Linked DNA regions of Homo sapiens: region 1 is linked to region 2. The links are chromatin loops, found by intact Hi-C in ENCODE. Cell type or tissue: mammary epithelial cell. All regions are shown on one strand. Each heading gives the region's core, and the rest is flanking DNA. Links, peaks and the distances in the headings are about the cores only. Region 1 overlaps LINC02383 (long intergenic non-protein coding RNA 2383). Region 2 holds the start of LOC105374434 (a long non-coding RNA gene).

Evidence for each region. Peaks named below come from ENCODE experiments on the same cell type or tissue, not always from the same donor. Only the 100,000 strongest peaks of a DNase experiment are listed, where the experiment ranks them.
Region 1: a loop joins it to region 2, with 7 times the contacts of the local background. A loop is called at or near these places in 1 of 110 quality-filtered maps.

The regions. Positions count from the first base shown.
Region 1 is chr4:43,455,647-43,460,048 of GRCh38, reverse strand. It overlaps LINC02383 (long intergenic non-protein coding RNA 2383), which reads left to right. Exons shown (of 3, transcript NR_146993.1): 2 at 1,240-1,469; 3 at 2,279-2,519. Among named protein-coding and RNA genes, the nearest start is that of LINC02383, 35 kb to the left of the region's middle. In mammary epithelial cell, for the core only: no CTCF peak of the experiment used is centred there; DNase peaks (open chromatin) are centred at 1,948 and 3,438; H3K27ac peaks cover 2,593 bases.
Region 2 is chr4:43,328,671-43,333,072 of GRCh38, reverse strand. LOC105374434 (a long non-coding RNA gene) reads left to right here and starts at 2,377. Exons shown (of 3, transcript XR_925268.1): 1 at 2,377-2,519. The region is part of intron 1 of LOC105374433 (a long non-coding RNA gene); the gene reads right to left. In mammary epithelial cell, for the core only: no CTCF peak of the experiment used is centred there; DNase peaks (open chromatin) are centred at 1,142 and 2,592; H3K27ac peaks cover 3,099 bases.

The DNA.
Region 1 (4,402 bases), core at 311-4,310, 130 kb before region 2:
ATATTTTTAAGCTAAAATTACTTTGAGTTCAGGCTTTGATGACATAGCACACACACACACATACACAAATTACACAGCAATATATCAAGAGTATTAATTCTTAATCAATGCATTTAAAGTTACATGATGTTCCAGTGAGAAAAATATCAACCAGGATTTTTTTTGGAAGAATACAACTTCCTGAAGTAGAAACCTATAAAAATTATTTTAATATTATAAAATATGTGATAAAGATAGGAAAGGTTGTTCCTACCAGATATTAAAATGTATTATAAAGACATTCTAATTTAAATAATACAATATGTGTTTGGGAATTGGTATGCAACTGTGGAACAGAAGAGAAGGTAGAGTTTCAATCTCAAATATATATAATATTTTAATATTGAAAAGTGACATTTCAAAGACATTAAATATAGGAAGGGGTTATTTAGATGACACTAGGTTTAACAATTCTATTTTATTTTACCTTACACCTAAAAATGACCACTAATAGTATAAATTTAAGTATTAAACACGAGATGATTAACACTTCATAGCATCAGTAAATAAAACATGGCAATGGTCGTAACAAGTTCACTTCATCTATAGTTCTTACCTGAGCTCAAGTAAGCAATTAGACTAACAAGGTCACAATAGGCCTGGCTGGCACCAGTTTACTCAGAAGGAATTGAACCAGAAATGCAGTAAGGCAGCAGGGCCTTATCACATGTTTCTTTTTTTCACCATGAGTTTTACAGAATTCCATAGAGCAAACAAAGTTCTATTCTTGCTGAAAATCCGGTAACAGTTCAAGTAAAAGGAGATGAAATATACACCAGTGAGTGCAAGGTTCAGAAACCAGTTCCTGCTTTACTTTCCTGGGATACTCAATAGCTGAGCTTGCTTCCTTCTAGGTCTAGTCATGTATTGTTATAATTTGACCCTCAAAAGTTGAGGAGAAATCAAAAATTAAAATTATAAATCAATTATAAGAATTAAATAAAATATAAAATTAAATTAAAATAGTTGTAAAAATACTTTAAAAATGGTTTTATATTAAAACTGTTAGAAAATTCTTTAATTTTAAATTTTAGAGATGTATTACTTATTTTGTAGAGATATTTTTAAAGTGAAAATATCTGCTGATTAGAATTTTATTGGGTTAAGATTTAATGAAACACTGTGTGTGTGTGTGTGTGTGTGTGTGTGTGTGTATTGCTAGTGCTTTATAACATCACTATTATTTATTTATTTATATAGCGTTGTGGACACTATGAGCTGCCCAGCTGCCCCTTAGAGGAAAAATTTATTGTTCTAGCTTCTAGGAATGTTATTGGCAGGTGGCATTTAAATCTCAGCCCCTTCAGGGTTTACCTGAACTGCAGAGAACGAGCCTACCTGACCAAGTACAAGATCCTTTCCAAGTCAGCCCAGGAGGGATGACTGACAGAGCAGAGGCAGAAAGGACCAGCCATTCTGGAGCAGGATAAGTAAGTTTAGGATGCCATACCGACTTGTCACCTTGTGTGAAGCCCAGTGGGCTCCTTTCACAACCCATGCACCTAACTCTTTTGCAAGATAAGCGGTGCTACATGATACCAGCTGCCAGGTGGATACAAGCTCCTGATACGCCCAGGGAAAGAGAACAAAAGCCCTTGTTTATGATGAGGCTCCCCTCATTTCCAGCCTATCAGCATCAAAAGCCCAAGAGGCTCTTAGCTACAATTTCCTGCCTTGGAGAGCTAGAGACATCTCTGAGGTCCCACTTGAGCAGCTAGGTTCAGGATTTAGATTGTAATGACATTTTCGTCATTTTAATAGTAAAAAACCACACTCCTAGGTGGAGATTTTAGATGCTAATGATTCATAGAATGTGTGTTAGAGCATGTTAATGCTGAATGCATGCGCCAACCTCAGGTCCACCTTTGCATACTTGACCTCACTTTTATGTATTTTATAAATACATATGTACAGCTCCCACAAAAGGAATTCCCCTTAAGGCACTAAGGGCTTTCTCTCCCTTGAAGCATCCTACTCAGCCTCTCAGAGTCTACTTTTGCTTTGCAATAAATTCATTGGCCTACTCTTACTTTGGACTTGCTCTCAAATTCTTTTTGTTAGTGAAGTCAAAAACCTGAACTGACTCACCAACAACAATTCTGGCCCAATTTGAGATAATGCAACAAGACATTTTAACTCCAAAGCTCCAAGTGGGATTGGCTAAGACCATTGCTGGCTCTGGATTACAGCACGACATTTCCCTCTGCCTAATCCTTTTCCCCTCCTTTGCTATCCACAGGTGTTGATCCCAAGGGCTCGCATAGAAAACACGTGCACATTAAACTCAGTATCCTAATCTGCTTGTAGACAAATGTTACCTGCAACATCCAGTGGAAGAGAGTAGGAATTCGGGAAGATTAAAGTTGCCACCATTGCAGAGAAAAATCATTATTGAGCCGGGTCTCAAATTTATTATTATTACCATTTTCCACATACTGGTGTCCGAAAATAAACCTGAAATAAATGCTTAAGAAAAAAAATCATTTGAGTACTGTCTTTTATCTATACACTCAGAGCCAAATACACTTTTGAAAATTAATTTCTTGGAATAGAGTAGCCTAAAATACTTATGCATTTTATATGAATAAAAATGAGAAGCAGTATATTTATATCAGCTTTTCTTTAGAAAAAAACATGATTTTATTTACAGACCTATTTTCATTGTGATTAATTTGAAACTATCTTCCAAAACTTCCAGTTGTTCTTAATACCTCTGTGTTTTCAGTTCCAGCTGCAAGATAAAAAGTTGTAAGATTCTATATCTTTTACATCACCATTTCTTCCCACAACACACACACACACACACACACACACACACACACACACATACTTTGAGGTAGATTTGAGTGACTTTTAAAATCAATTTAGTTGAAGAAAGGTCAAGAGGAATTATATGATGTTAAAAAATAACAGTTTAAGAAATTTAGTAAGAAAAAGAAGAAATTAGTGCCATCTAGCATATCAGTATGGACTAATTATTGTGAGTTTGTTATTTTGAGTTATATGGCTCTGAGGCTAGGTGTCAGTCAGAGTTTCAGGATACAAATAACATAATCCCTAGCCGATTTAAGTATAAAAGAATCTTCAGATGGAATAATTCAGGCTTATATGGGAAATAGCCAACAAAGTCCAATTTGTACCTAATGGCTGCCCTGGTAAGAACCTAATTCCTCTGTCACTTGGCACAGACATTGTTGCAGCTTGCACCACTGAGGCAGGACACTGGATATGAGAAATTCTGCTTCCACTTCCTCAGAAAGCCAGACACTGTGTGAGAAGCTAAAAGCCATGCTGTTTCTGCATTCTCCCTTTGCTTTCTTCTTGAGCAGACTGAGGTGGTGTGACTTATTAGTGAAGTCTGTTTCACATGAGTAGGAAGAACTTGGAAAGTGAGTTTCCGGCTTCTAACTTAAGGAGCTAATGCTCATATTACAGGAAATTCCATAGATATTAGAAATTCATTCCAAAGTTGGCCACCAGTCATGGCAAATAGCCACAAGATCTACACCAAATTTTCCTGCCAGTTGGTGTCTGAAAAGCATGCAAACAAACAAAACCTGCTTCGATAAGTTTAGGCTATTTGTTTAAATATCTTAAACCTTTAATATATACTTAATAATACTGTGCTAAGCAAGTGGGAGGATTGGCTTGTCACACCAAAGGTGGTGTATTTGGAAATGCCATGAAAGAAGAGATGGTGACTTTTCTGGAGATTTGGAATGTAAGCCATGCTTCAATATAAAAGTGCTATAAGGACTGAGTTGAAAAGTACATATGTTTTAGACAAATTGGAAAAGTTGTGTGTGTGTGTGTTTATGTTTCTTTATATGTATGATAGAAGGTTGCTGAGAAATGGGAACAGAGAGCAGAAGAAAGGATTTGTTAAGAGTAAGGGCAGTGCTAGGTAGATTAGGTAATGGGATACAATCAGTTTAAGAAAGGATGAGCTACAGAATAAAGGTTAAAGCAGTTATGATAGTCGATCTTTTTCTAGGGTGTAACTTTCATTTTAGTTTTTCAGGATGAATAAAAAATTGTACTGCCTTTTACATCAGCTTGATATACAAAATAAAAGTATTGCTTCTTATTTGCAGAAAGTTATGAGAGAGTACTTAGCATTACGACAACTGTGCCACTTAGCTATGCCCCAGTGCCAGGTTGACTCCCAAGGATAGCTATGGGGTTTCGGGAAGTCTATAGGTGGCAGAGAAAACCAACAAGTAAGAGACACATTTATCTTCTGAGATAAGCAAGAAGACAAATAGGTATGGAAACTTTGAAGAATGAAATTTTCCATATATCCATATATAACCACTCCCATTGTGGCTAGGGAGAGCAGCAAATAAGAAACTGTTGTTTGAAG
Region 2 (4,402 bases), core at 323-4,322:
TAAAATGAGAAAGAAGAAAATACGAAGTTTTCAGAGATTATGTTATCATGAATTAGATGGTAGAAATTAGTGAAACTTTGACTTGATGTTTGTTGCTTCTTTATGGTAGCCCCATCATATTCCTAACCTTACTAGCTGATGGCCTAGGAAATATCCCTTGTATTTAAATTATTTAATCATTCAATTTGTTCTATAGAGTAGGAAAAATGCTCTTTGAGAAAAAAAATACTGCTATTCAAAAAATGTGATATAAAAACAGAAATAATAGGAAATTAAAATGTATTTTAAATTATTTTTTATTGTGTGTATTCCACAATCAAGTTCTCTGTGGTTTTCTAGCCTTTATGAAGAATATCAGTATTATCAGATCTCATAGTTTTTCTTGACACATCTAAATACCAGACTTGTAATGCAGTTGATTAGTTTTGACACAGGTGAAATAGATAAAATCAATTTTCTTATTCTTTGGTTCATTTCACATTTACTGAATACCTACTCAGTGCCTAGCAGAATGGAATATACAGGGGAATTTGTAGCAGAGTGGGAGTACAAAGGTAAATTTTAAAAGTGCTCACACAATAGTATTTATACACTAAATGGAGGAATATAATCATAAAATTGTCACTGAAAGTGCAAGAATAGAGATTTTCTGAGTGTTAAGGAAGGATTAAGGAGAAACTCCTAACCCAGCCTCAAATGGTGAATAACAGATTTTGGGTGGCTGAGTTGAGCACTATCAAACATTAGGTTTTAACCAGATAAAGAGGGTACACTCTCTAAATGAGTATTTCTTCAGTCTCAGTCACAATATCAACAACATCCTGCCTCCCCCAGCTCACTGGTCTATACTGCAAATACTCTCCCTAGTAAGTGTCATACATTTCTAGAACTTTAATCACTGCCTTTATTGTAATTTCCTAAACCTGTGCTTCCATCCAAGATCCTCTCCTTTGCTCTAGATCTAGATATTCAGCTGTCTTCTACAACTTCCATTCAGATAGGCCACATATACTTCTATTGCAATGTGTTTTACCTTTTCAACGTATACATGTTACCCAAATGTGCTCTTTCTCTTTTATTCTTTATTACAAAGAATGGCCCATCAAACACCAAGTGACTCAAGCCAGGGATGGATGAGTCACTCAAGATTCCTTACTCCCTCATCCAATTAATCATCATCTTTTCCTCATATATCCTAAAAGTTTGCCTTTGTGTTGTGATCACTCCACAGAGGCAAGATGGAACTTTACCCCAAATTTGGTTTGCATGTCAAGACTAATGACAACACACACATACCAAGAGGGTATGAAACATTTTATTATTTAAATAATATGGCTTTCTGGGGATATAAGGGCATGAATCCCAAGCTGGTTTGAAAATGACTTGAGAGAGCAGCAAAGGATGCTGCTTGGGTTTTTCTTTTTATTGTGGTTAGTGTCTGGGATCAGGATGATGGTTGCAGTGTATGGACAAGGGCTCATGTGGTTTGAATTACCTACCAGAGACAAAGGAGAAAGCACTAGACTTTCTTATCACTTTCCCAAATGTTGGACACAAGGGAAAGATAAGTATAAAAGCTGTCAGACATCAAACTTTTTATGGCATTATGACATGCCAGCATCATCTCTCATTTGCTCTATTTTCATAGCCTTCCAATGTCTCACTTTCTCTAATCCATGTGATCTGCCAGTTCAACTTCCACCCTCAGGCTCATACACTTGCAAACTGATGGTGATGCCATAACTCTGTGAAAGATTCTTCAGTGACTGTGCATCACTCAGCAGTAATTCCCAAATGTTCTCATTGACAATTTGGAGACTGAATCCTGGGGGTGGGGATTACTCAAAATGGTTCACCCTAAGATTTTTTATATATTTTTATATATTTTATATATTTTTAAATATTTTAAAAATATATCATTTATCATAAATATCATGTAGATTTAGTCTTCTACAGCAGATAGTGTTAGGAGTTTTAACATAAAAAAAACTTTCACGTGTCAATTTTAAAATATACTAAAATATTATAGTTCCCTTATGTTTTCTAGGAGGAGTTGCACATTGATCCAGTAGCTTTTAGTCTTAACCAGGCATACCCTCAGGACACATATATTTAACTTTGAGAATCATAACCTTACACAACAAAATGCAGACTTCTGTTTAATGTACCAGGCCTTTCACTATTTTAACCCATATCTACTCTCAGATCCTATCACCATGGCCCACCCTTCCAAACCACACACCACTGTTGTAACACACTCTCCCTGCTGGTGTAACAATTGTGACCCGCACGTTTCACCCCTCTATGCCTTCACATTGTTCCCACTGTATGGAGTGCCCTGTGTCCACTCTTCACTAGATACATCTGCTCCTGCCCTTATATCTCCAGAAAGCCCTATTCTTTAAGTCATAAAACTTTTCATACCCTCTTGGTTTGTGTGTGGTGTCATCGGTCTTGACATCTAAACCAAATTTTGGGTAGGAGCCCATCCTGCATCTGCTGAGTGATTACAACACAAGGTAAGGTACAACATAAGGTAAACATTTAGTATATAGAAGGAAAAGAAGATGATTAATTGGATGAGGAAATAAGGCAGAGGGTGGAATCATGAATGATTCATCTATTTCTGGCTTGAGTCACTTGCTGTAGGATGGGCCATTCTTGGCAGTAAGGAAAAGAAGAGGAAGAGCACATTTGAGTAGATGTATACACTGAAAATTTTAAACAAATTGCAATAAAAGTACATCTGGGCTATCCAAATGGAAGTTGTAGAAGACAACTGAATATCTAGATCTACAGCACAGGAGAGAATCTTGGGTGGAACAACAGATTTAGGAAATTACATTATAGACAGTAATTAAAGTCCTGGAAATGTATGGCACTAGGGAGAGTATTTGCAGTATAGTGACCACTGAGCTGAGGTATACTCAATCCTTCATAGAAAGGATTTTAGTCCCTCTTTGAAGTGTTCCCCCTAGGTTTTCTCTGAACATTAAACATATTTAGATTGTATCAGGTACTGTAGTCTGAATATTTGTGTCCCTCCAAAATTTGTATGTTGAAATCCTAACCCCTAAGGTTATGGAAGTAGAAGGTGGGGCCCTTGGGAGGTCATTAGCTTATGAGAGCTCCACCCTCATAAATGGAAAAGTGCCCTTATAAAAGCGGCCCCAGGGAAAGCCCTCACCCAATCCACCAGGTGACTTTAGAGTGAGAAGGTTGCTGTCTATGAGGAATGGGTTCTCACCAGATGCCGAATCTGCTGGCTTCTTGATCTTGGACCTTACAGGCTCCAGAAATGTGGGAAATAAGTTACTGTTGGTTATAACCTACCAGTTTATGGTATTTTGTATGGCAGCCTTAATGAACTAAGATAGTATGGATCTTTCTGTGAGTGTGATTTTTGCCTGTCTACCTTCCTACAAGTTTTCATGGACAAGGATGGCATATATTCAATTTCATGAGCTGGCTCTGAGCCTGCTGTACAGTGGGTACTCTGCATGCTTTGTTGAGTGAACAAAGAAATATTTTTGAGGTGACACTTATGATAGTAACCGTTGCAACCCTTTCTTTTAAATGCTGTAAAAGAAATCTCTCTAGTAATAATATGTTCAGAATTCTTAATTTTACCCATATAAAACATGACTTTAAAATAGTTAAAATTATAGGCTGTATTCATTTTAAAGAGCATTATAAGAGATTCTTAAAGAGGAAAAAAGAAACAGTAAAAAAGGACCAAAGGAACAGCACAAAAAGGAAGTAAAATTTTAAAAAGAAGCCTAGAGAAAAAGAAAAGTGAGAGAGTACCCTCCCATCCTCCCCCACCCCCTCACCGCCCCAACACACACATACACAAACTCTCTGAAAACTCCCAAGTGAGGCCGGGCGCGGTGGCTCACGCCTGTAATCCCAGCACTTTGGGAGGCCGAGGCGGGCGGATCACGAGGTCAGGAGATCGAGACCATCCCGGCTAAAAAAACGGTGAAACCCCGTCTCTACTAAAAATACAAAAAATTAGCCGGGCGTAGTGGCGGGCGCCTGTAGTCCCAGCTACTTGGGAGGCTGAGGCAGGAGAATGGCGTGAACCCGGGAGGCGGAGCTTGCAGTGAGCCGAGATCCCACCACTGCACTCCAGCCTGGGCGACAGAGCGAGACTCCGTCTCAAAAAAAAAAAAAAAAAAAAAAAAAAAAAAAAAAACTCCCAAGTGAAAAGCAGATGTAGGGAAATTCACACAGTATCTCAAGGCTGTGTAGAAATGGAAGAGGAAAGAGAATTTACACAAATCATAAGAGAATGACTGGGGCAGGAGAGGAGCCAGAAAATTTAAATGTGAAGCAGGCCCATGAAATATAACTATATTTTCTGATAAGGGGACAGTGGGCTTCAAGTGGGCAGTAAGAT